3 separate regions of the Homo sapiens genome follow, and all the other regions are linked to region 2. The links are chromatin loops, found by intact Hi-C in ENCODE. Cell type or tissue: HepG2. All regions are shown on one strand.

Region 1 (2,500 bases), 63 kb after region 2:
TTCTCTTGCCTCAGCCTCCAGAGTAGCTGGGACTACAGGCACGTAACACCAAGCCTGGCTAATTTTTGTAGTTTTAGTAGAGACAGGGTTTCACCATCTTGGCCAGGCTGGTCTCGAACTCCTGACCTCAGGTGATCTGCCGGCCTTGGCCTCCCAAAGTGCTGGGATTACAGGTGTGAACCACCGTGCCCAGCCTTGTTTAACAATTTCATGATGCATGTTATTTCTTATTACAATGTGTTCCCCGCCCCTTTATTTCTCTTGCGGAGTCCAATATGAAGAATTGAAAAGAAATGTGATATCTCAACTTTTCATTAAGTCTCAATCCTAATGCCCTGTTTTTTGTTTGTTTGTTTGTTTGTTTAAAGCTATGAAAACAAAAAGTACCAAGTCTGTGCCAGGTTCTTTTTCATTTTGTTTTGTGTCTGTGTGTGTGTGTGTATGTGTGTGTGTGTGTGTGTCATAATAATGAGTGACTTCATATGAGCTTCCAGATTCACTGGTTCTGGCAGAAAGATATTTGTACAGCTGTTTCACAAGCTCTCTCCTGATTAGCCGAGGTAGGGCATCCAATCTACAGTTGTGGAAAAACAACATTAGCTGAAATAGACATAACACCTACAATTTTTTTTAGTGTTGTTGCTTTCCCCAAATGCTTGTTCAGCTCTTAGTTATCTTTCAAAACTGCTCAGGCGTTGCCTTCTCAAGGAGCCTTCTTTAGCCACACTTCTTACTCCCTCTCCTCCCCTAATGCCTCATTTTTCTTGTACTATTTCTAGACTTTGCATATTTCTACATTGAAACCGTCCTCTGCATTCTGTTTGTCTACCTCTCCTACCAGTATGTGAATATCTAGAGAGAATAGATGTGATTTTGCTGGTAGCCCTCCACCTAACAATGAATGGCAAAGAGTAGAAGCCAAATAAGTGGACTTTTACTGGACCTGACTGCAGTCATTTTTATAGAGTGTACCGGCAGCTCCAGAAGCATACTGTCCTCTTGATGCAGGATATCTGCCATTGATGTTTTATTTGTTTTCTGACTCAGAAAGTTTCTTCAAAGCCAGTTCCGATCTATTATGAAATATCCTTTTTGTGAGCCACTTCCCATTCCATCCCTTAACACAGATATACACATGGCCCAGGCAGAGTGTTTCTTTGTGGGTTCTAGGCAGTGATGGGAAATGAAAATACTACATTGCATGAATTCTAAAACAAAAATTTTTTTCTACTGCTTCTTGAATTGAAATTAGGGAGTATTTCACAATCAATGACATCTTATAATTATGATTAGCAGTGTTTTTTTTTTCTTTTTGAACAGTACCTGAAATAATGTGTCTTATCATTGATGGTATCTTAAGTACTCATAAAAGAAATCTTACTGGTAGCCAGCGCAGCCCTGCCAGGTTATATGTAAATTCGGGATATGTTCCAAGTGCTACATTAAAAATAAACCAAAACAGAAACAGACTTTGTAAAATAGAGTGAAAGAGTGAGCCTTGAAGGATCAGAGGGCAAGTTTCACATGCTATTCATTGTTCTGTCCCTGGCATCTGATCTACTATGCACATGGCACATATTTGTCACTTAAAACACAAAAATAATTGCTAACAGTCTTTGAGTCCTTACTATGCAGAGGTCACTGTGTTTTAAGTATTTTTCATATGTGAGCTCATTTAATTCTCAGGACAACTCTTTGAGTGGGTTCAGTTATGATTCCATTTTTCAGATGCATAAAGTCCAGATGAGGGTAGATAGATGACTTGCTCTGAGTCCCACAGGTAGCAAGTAAATGGCAGAGCCGTGCTGGATCCCAGGGCCATTTGACTTTAAAGACAACGTTCCTATGTTCTGTGCAGCACTTTCTCCCTAATGAATATTTATTTTAAATAAGTGTTATTTCTACTGATTTTGATGGCTATTTGCTTGGGTCCCCCACCCCCAGTTTCCATTAGTCATTAAATGCTTATCTGAGATTAATATTTAGATAAATATTGCTAATTTTTAATAAACAGTTCATTGGAAAATATTTTCTTTATTTAATGTTACAGGCGAAATCCTATCAAAAATAAAACTCCTAGCCAGGTACGGTGGCCCATGCCCGTAATCCCAGCATTTTGGGAGGCCAAAGCGGGAGGAGTGCTTGACTGCAAGAGTTCAAGACCAGCCTGGGAAACATAGCGAGACTCTGTCTCTACAAAAAAATAAAAAATTAGCCAGGTTTGGTTGCACACACCTGTAGTCCCAGCTACTTGAGAGGCTGAGGCAGGAGGAGTGCTTAAGCCCAGGAGGTTGAGGTTGCAATGAGCCCTGACCACACCATTGCACTCCAACCTGTGTGTCAGAGCGAGATCCTGTCTCAAAACAAAACAAAACCAAACAAAAAACTCTTTAAAAAGCCATTTGTGATTATGATGGTGTTGTATTTCATAGAAGAGATGTTGTTGAGATAAATTTTTTTATAAGTAGGAAAAAATGCAATCCCTATTTTGGAGAATTGT
Region 2 (2,500 bases):
CACCAGTCCCATCCAATGAAATCCCTATCATAAGACCTCATTTAACCTTAATTACTCCCTTAAAGGGCCTTATCACCAAATATAGTCCCATTGAGGGTTAGGGCTTGAACATATGAATTCTGGGAGGACACAATTTGATCTAAAACCCTGTGGCACACCCAGACATTAGAAAATTTGTCAACATTAAAAAGAAAGCAGCTGTGAAGCCATGAAAAGACATGGTGGAATCTTAAATGCATAGTACTAAGAGAAAGAAACCAATATGAAAAGCTCCATGCTGTATGGTTCTGATTATATGACATTCTGGAAAAGGTAAAAAGTAAACTATGGAGACAGTAAAAAGATCAGTCGTTGCCGGGGTTAGGGAGAAGTGAGGGATGAATAGGCAAAGCACAGAGAATTTTTAGGGCAATGAAAATACTCTGTATAATACAATATTATAATGGTGGATGTATGTCATTATGCACTTGCCACAACTCATAGAATGTAAAACACCAAGAATGAACCCTAACGTAAACCACGGATGTTGGGTGATTATGCGGGCTCATCAATTGCAACAAACATACCACTCTGTGAGGGATGTTGATAGTTGGGGAGGCAGTGCAGGGAAAGGGGCAGGGGCAGGTGGTAAATGGTAGTTCTCTGTATTTCCTGCTTTACTTTGCTGTGAATCTAAAATTGCTCTAAAAAATAGTCTATTTAAAAAGAAAAAAAATGCTGTGAACAGAGGCTCACAGGAACACAACTGTGTATTTCTCTTGAGAACAATAGTTTAGTATTTGTTAATTCAGTGTTTGTGGTGGAGGGAAAGAATAATTTTTTTCTTTAATCCCCATAGGTTCTGGCCCCATAACAAAAGACAGATTAGCAAGAGAAAAACAAACAAAAGTTTATTAACAGATAAATTTCATATGTACATGGGTGACACCCAGGTAATGAGTAGTTCTCAAAGGGGTGGTTTTTAATTCCAGCTCACATAGCATTTTCATCAAAGAACACTAAATTTTTAGAAAAGTGACAGGACAAAGGAAAAGGATTTTGAGTCTCTAGGGGTGGCAGTTTGGGGGAAGGCAAATTAATGGCAGATGAAGGCCAGTTAGTAAAGCCCTTAATGTAGATTCCTCTGATACCATTTTCAGGCCAATAAGGGTCCAAAGTTGTGTTCAGTGTTTACCTTTGTTCTCCCCAGTGGGGGCAGGGAGGAAGGAAGATGCCTTTTATCTTTGAAAAACTATGTCCTGCTTTTAGGTCAACAGAGAGAGGGTAGAGAGCTTTCCTGTATCCACTTCTTAACTGTTTCAGCTCAACAATTCTTCATATTTGGGGATGATGTGTTCTGGTTTCCTACAGCAGTGACCGTGATGAGTATAACTATGGAAAATAACAAAAATTTGCTGGATATACTCCTACTCTAGGCCAAAAGTCAGGAAAGGACAAATGGGACATTCATGTGGCTCTCCTGCCTCCCCCACCTTCCTCCTTTTCTTCCCACTTCTCTGGGGTCCAAAAGAAACAGTCCCCTTTCGCCACCTCACACACTGGCCTTCACTAACCCACTTCCTGTTCTTGAATTACCTTATCAGAACTCTGTGATCTGGTTGGTCAGGCAAACTTGTCTGTAAGCTAAAGAGCAGATAAAGACACAGAAACAATCTTTTGTCAAGGTATTCGGCAAGTTTATGAAGCTAATGTCATGCTGCAAAGTCCTATTATGGAATGCCGGAATGTGATTATTATCTTCTAGTTCACTGGATTCCTTCTCTAACAATCCCCTTAATCTCCCCTGTATCCCTCCTTACTTCTAGATATTCCAGGCCAATGAGGGGAAATTGATGTACTGGCCAAGCAAGAAGAGCAAAGTTCATTAATCATTTGTAACAAGTAGTCCTCATTGTCCCTGAAAGCCTCATAGAGCAGAGCTCTGTACCCTGAACGTGATAGGGGCTCAGTGAAAGACTGCACTCAGTCGGAAGCTATCAAGAACTACTACGTGGTTGCCACACCTCCAACCTACAGGTGTTGATTAGTATCTTTTTTCTTTCCTTCTTCCTCCATCGTCACACCTTAGTGATCCTGCAGCCAAATATTCCTTTACGTAAAAAACCCCCACAAATACACAATCATCATGGTGACTGACGCCTTCTCTCTCCTATTCTGAAGCTCTGCCCCTCCCAAGAGACACCGACTATCACCAAACCACACGGTTTGCAGGTTTTCATCAAATATCTTCATATCCTTTTGGAATGTAGGTGGCACTTGGGGAAATGCTCTCTAACAACTTGCAATGAGACTGCATTTGATGAGTGAAATTCAGAAAGGAGCTTGCCAGACTAGCACAGCCATAGAGAGTAACTCTATTGAATGACTACTGGTAAACTTAACAGAACATAGGAACACAGAGAAAAAAGAAATGTCAACCAGATAGGGAATTAATCAGCAGCAGACACAGATGACAAAAAGACCCATAAAAGCATGTGGCTGAAAAGAAGATACTCTGTCA
Region 3 (2,500 bases), 71 kb after region 2:
TGTGCTTGACACTGGTGATGCAGAGAGAAAAGACAGAATGCATTCTCACTATTTCATGGTGGCGTGAGGAGACAGTGCGAGTGAATGGGGCAGACGCAGGAAAGGAGGGTGAAGTGAGACACTGGGAATCTGTTTATCCAGGTGAGACAACAGGACAGCCTGACATAAGGGGGGACAATTGGGAAGAAGAGGAAGGGATGGGTTTAGGAGGTAGAAATAATAGGAGGGGAGAAACAAGGAGTGAGGCATCTCCCATGACTGCCTGGTTTCTGGTTAAGGTGTCTGGGAACACAGAGGAGGAACAGAGTTTCTCATCATCTTATCTGATCCTAACATTCCTCAGCATCGTACAACACAACCCCCTCATTTTAGGGATATGGATACAGAAGCTGAGAGAGAGCAGGTCTTTTGCCACCACCCTCATAAGTCAGGAGCTGGCAGAGTGAGTTTTAGAAGCCAAACGCGTGCTGTTTTGCTGAGTGTCCACTGTGGCCCACACAGCGGTGCCTGCCAAGTTCCTTGCACAATGGAAGGAAGGGAAATGAGCTCAAAGAGTCCCTGTTACTTCTGTGTGGTGCGGTTTCACTCTCGTGAGCTGTCGCATCGCTGACCAGCCTGCCATGCTCTCTGAGTGTCAACTGGGACCTGACCCAGCACCGGACTCATTCCATTTGGAAGATGGGTGTAATACCAGGCCTCAGTCCCCCATCTCTACTCCAGCCATGTTCAGCTGTGAGTTTACCATCATAACTTCCTGAATCTCAAGGGACAGCAATCAGATCCTTGCCAGATGGCTAGGCAATGGGATGCAATTTTTACATGAAATCACTGTAGACACTGTGACCAATGGAACTACCATTTTCATGGAGACCAGCTGAGCCCTGCTAACTGAAAATTCAGAGCATCTCCAGCCATTGTATCCAGTTGATGAAGTTGATGCTCTCCAACCATACCACATTATTTTGAATCCAAATTCATAGTTTACTTTCCAGTGTCATCCTGAGGATTGGAGGAAGGCACAGGAAATATCAGCGATTATCCTCCATTATCAGATTATTATATTTTTTTGTGTTAACATTTCTAGCGGTAAAATAGCTTGGAGAGGTTTAAACCATCTCTTAACCCACATTCTTTTGTAATTCTTTTTCAATTTAAAATCGATGATATCAATGGACTTCAATATTCTACTATTTAATCCCTTGTATAGATCTGCAATCTTTCAGCTGTTTATTTCACCCTGAGTTTCCAGTTTGGGCAAATAAAGAGTTGCCACCATGCACAGGTGACTCACCATGCACATGGGACTTCCACTATGATAGAAGGTCATGGTGTGCCTGATGGATTAGGCAAAGCTCCCCCACATTCACCTCCAGGACTTTCCTCTTTCCCTTGGGCACGTGCTTGCCATCTGCTGGGCTATGTGTTCCATGAGGTTAGAGGCTGTGGCTGCCATGTCCACCACTCTGTTTCTAGCACTGAATCAGGGCCTGGCACCCAGAAACTACAGAATAAATATTTATTGAGTGAATGCCTAGAGACTAATCATCAGCGACGTAATCATGTTATTTGTCCTTTTCTACAACAAATGTTTCTCAAAGGTCAGAAATGAGAAGATGAAACCAGGACCAACGTGGATTAAATAGAGGTATGACATAATTTCCTATTGTCTCCGTCCATCTGCAGTCAAGGTTATATTCACATCTCAGATCTTCATCAGAATGGCTTTCCCTCTTCTCTTAAAAGAAAACAGAAGAGTTCTGTGCAGTTAAGAGGTTGAATGAAAAAAGGGAGGGAGGGTTCAGAAGGAAAAGTCCAAACATCCTCTTCCCCATGGAAATAATGATAATAGGAATAATGAGAAGGCTAAATTATTTGCTTACTATGTGGCACTGCACTTTATTATTTAATTAATCCTCATGGCAAGCCTATGAGGTAGATAATATCATGCCCAGTTGTGGGGGAAAAAAAGGGGGGAATTTAGAAGAATGTAAATAACTTGCCCAAGCTGGTAGGTAGAGAAGCCGGAATTCCACCCCAGGTCTGTCTGAGTCCAGAGTTTAACCACCAACCCTTAGCTGGTTTGAATATTTAAGGGCAGGGTCCAAGTCTCATTCATCTTTGTTTAACTCATAGCACCTGGCCTAAGGTCACACCTGCCACGTGGAAACAGCAAATATTAGTTGATTCAAAAGTAGAGCTAGTCAAAGGCCCTGGGATAGGGTTACTTTACTGGAAAACAGGGCATGCATGAAAGGAAATGTAAAAGCCAACCAAGAAAAAGCAGAGTGGCATAAGTGGTCTTATATCACACCAAAGACAGAGGTTAACCTTAAATGTGTTTGGAATTCATAGCATGAAGTTAAAAAAGTATTTTGAAGCGGCTACACTGTAAGAATGATAAATCATGGGAAACAGCTGGAAGGATCCTGAAGTTCTTTCTTCTGACTTGTTCTTTTTCCAAGGACTGTAGATTCCTTAGCTTAGGCCAGCTGGGGTGAGT

What was found. A loop is a pair of places that touch in the nucleus more often than their neighbours do. Peaks named below come from ENCODE experiments on the same cell type or tissue, not always from the same donor. Only the 100,000 strongest peaks of a DNase experiment are listed, where the experiment ranks them.
Region 1: a loop joins it to region 2, with 4 times the contacts of the local background. A loop is called at or near these places in 7 of 110 quality-filtered maps.
Region 3: a loop joins it to region 2, with 4 times the contacts of the local background. A loop is called at or near these places in 8 of 110 quality-filtered maps.

What each region holds. Positions count from the first base shown.
Region 1 is chr6:137,730,796-137,733,295 of GRCh38, reverse strand. All of the region lies in intron 1 of LINC02539 (long intergenic non-protein coding RNA 2539), which reads left to right. Among named protein-coding and RNA genes, the nearest start is that of LINC02539, 7.0 kb to the left of the region's middle. In HepG2, no CTCF peak of the experiment used is centred here; DNase peaks (open chromatin) are centred at 515, 1,025 and 1,525.
Region 2 is chr6:137,793,781-137,796,280 of GRCh38, reverse strand. No RefSeq gene overlaps it. Among named protein-coding and RNA genes, the nearest start is that of LINC02539, 56 kb to the right of the region's middle. In HepG2, no CTCF peak of the experiment used is centred here; DNase peaks (open chromatin) are centred at 1,200 and 1,670; H3K4me3 peaks cover 397 bases.
Region 3 is chr6:137,723,092-137,725,591 of GRCh38, reverse strand. No RefSeq gene overlaps it. Among named protein-coding and RNA genes, the nearest start is that of LINC02539, 15 kb to the left of the region's middle. In HepG2, a CTCF peak has its summit at 1,391 (motif pointing left); DNase peaks (open chromatin) are centred at 1,391 and 2,121.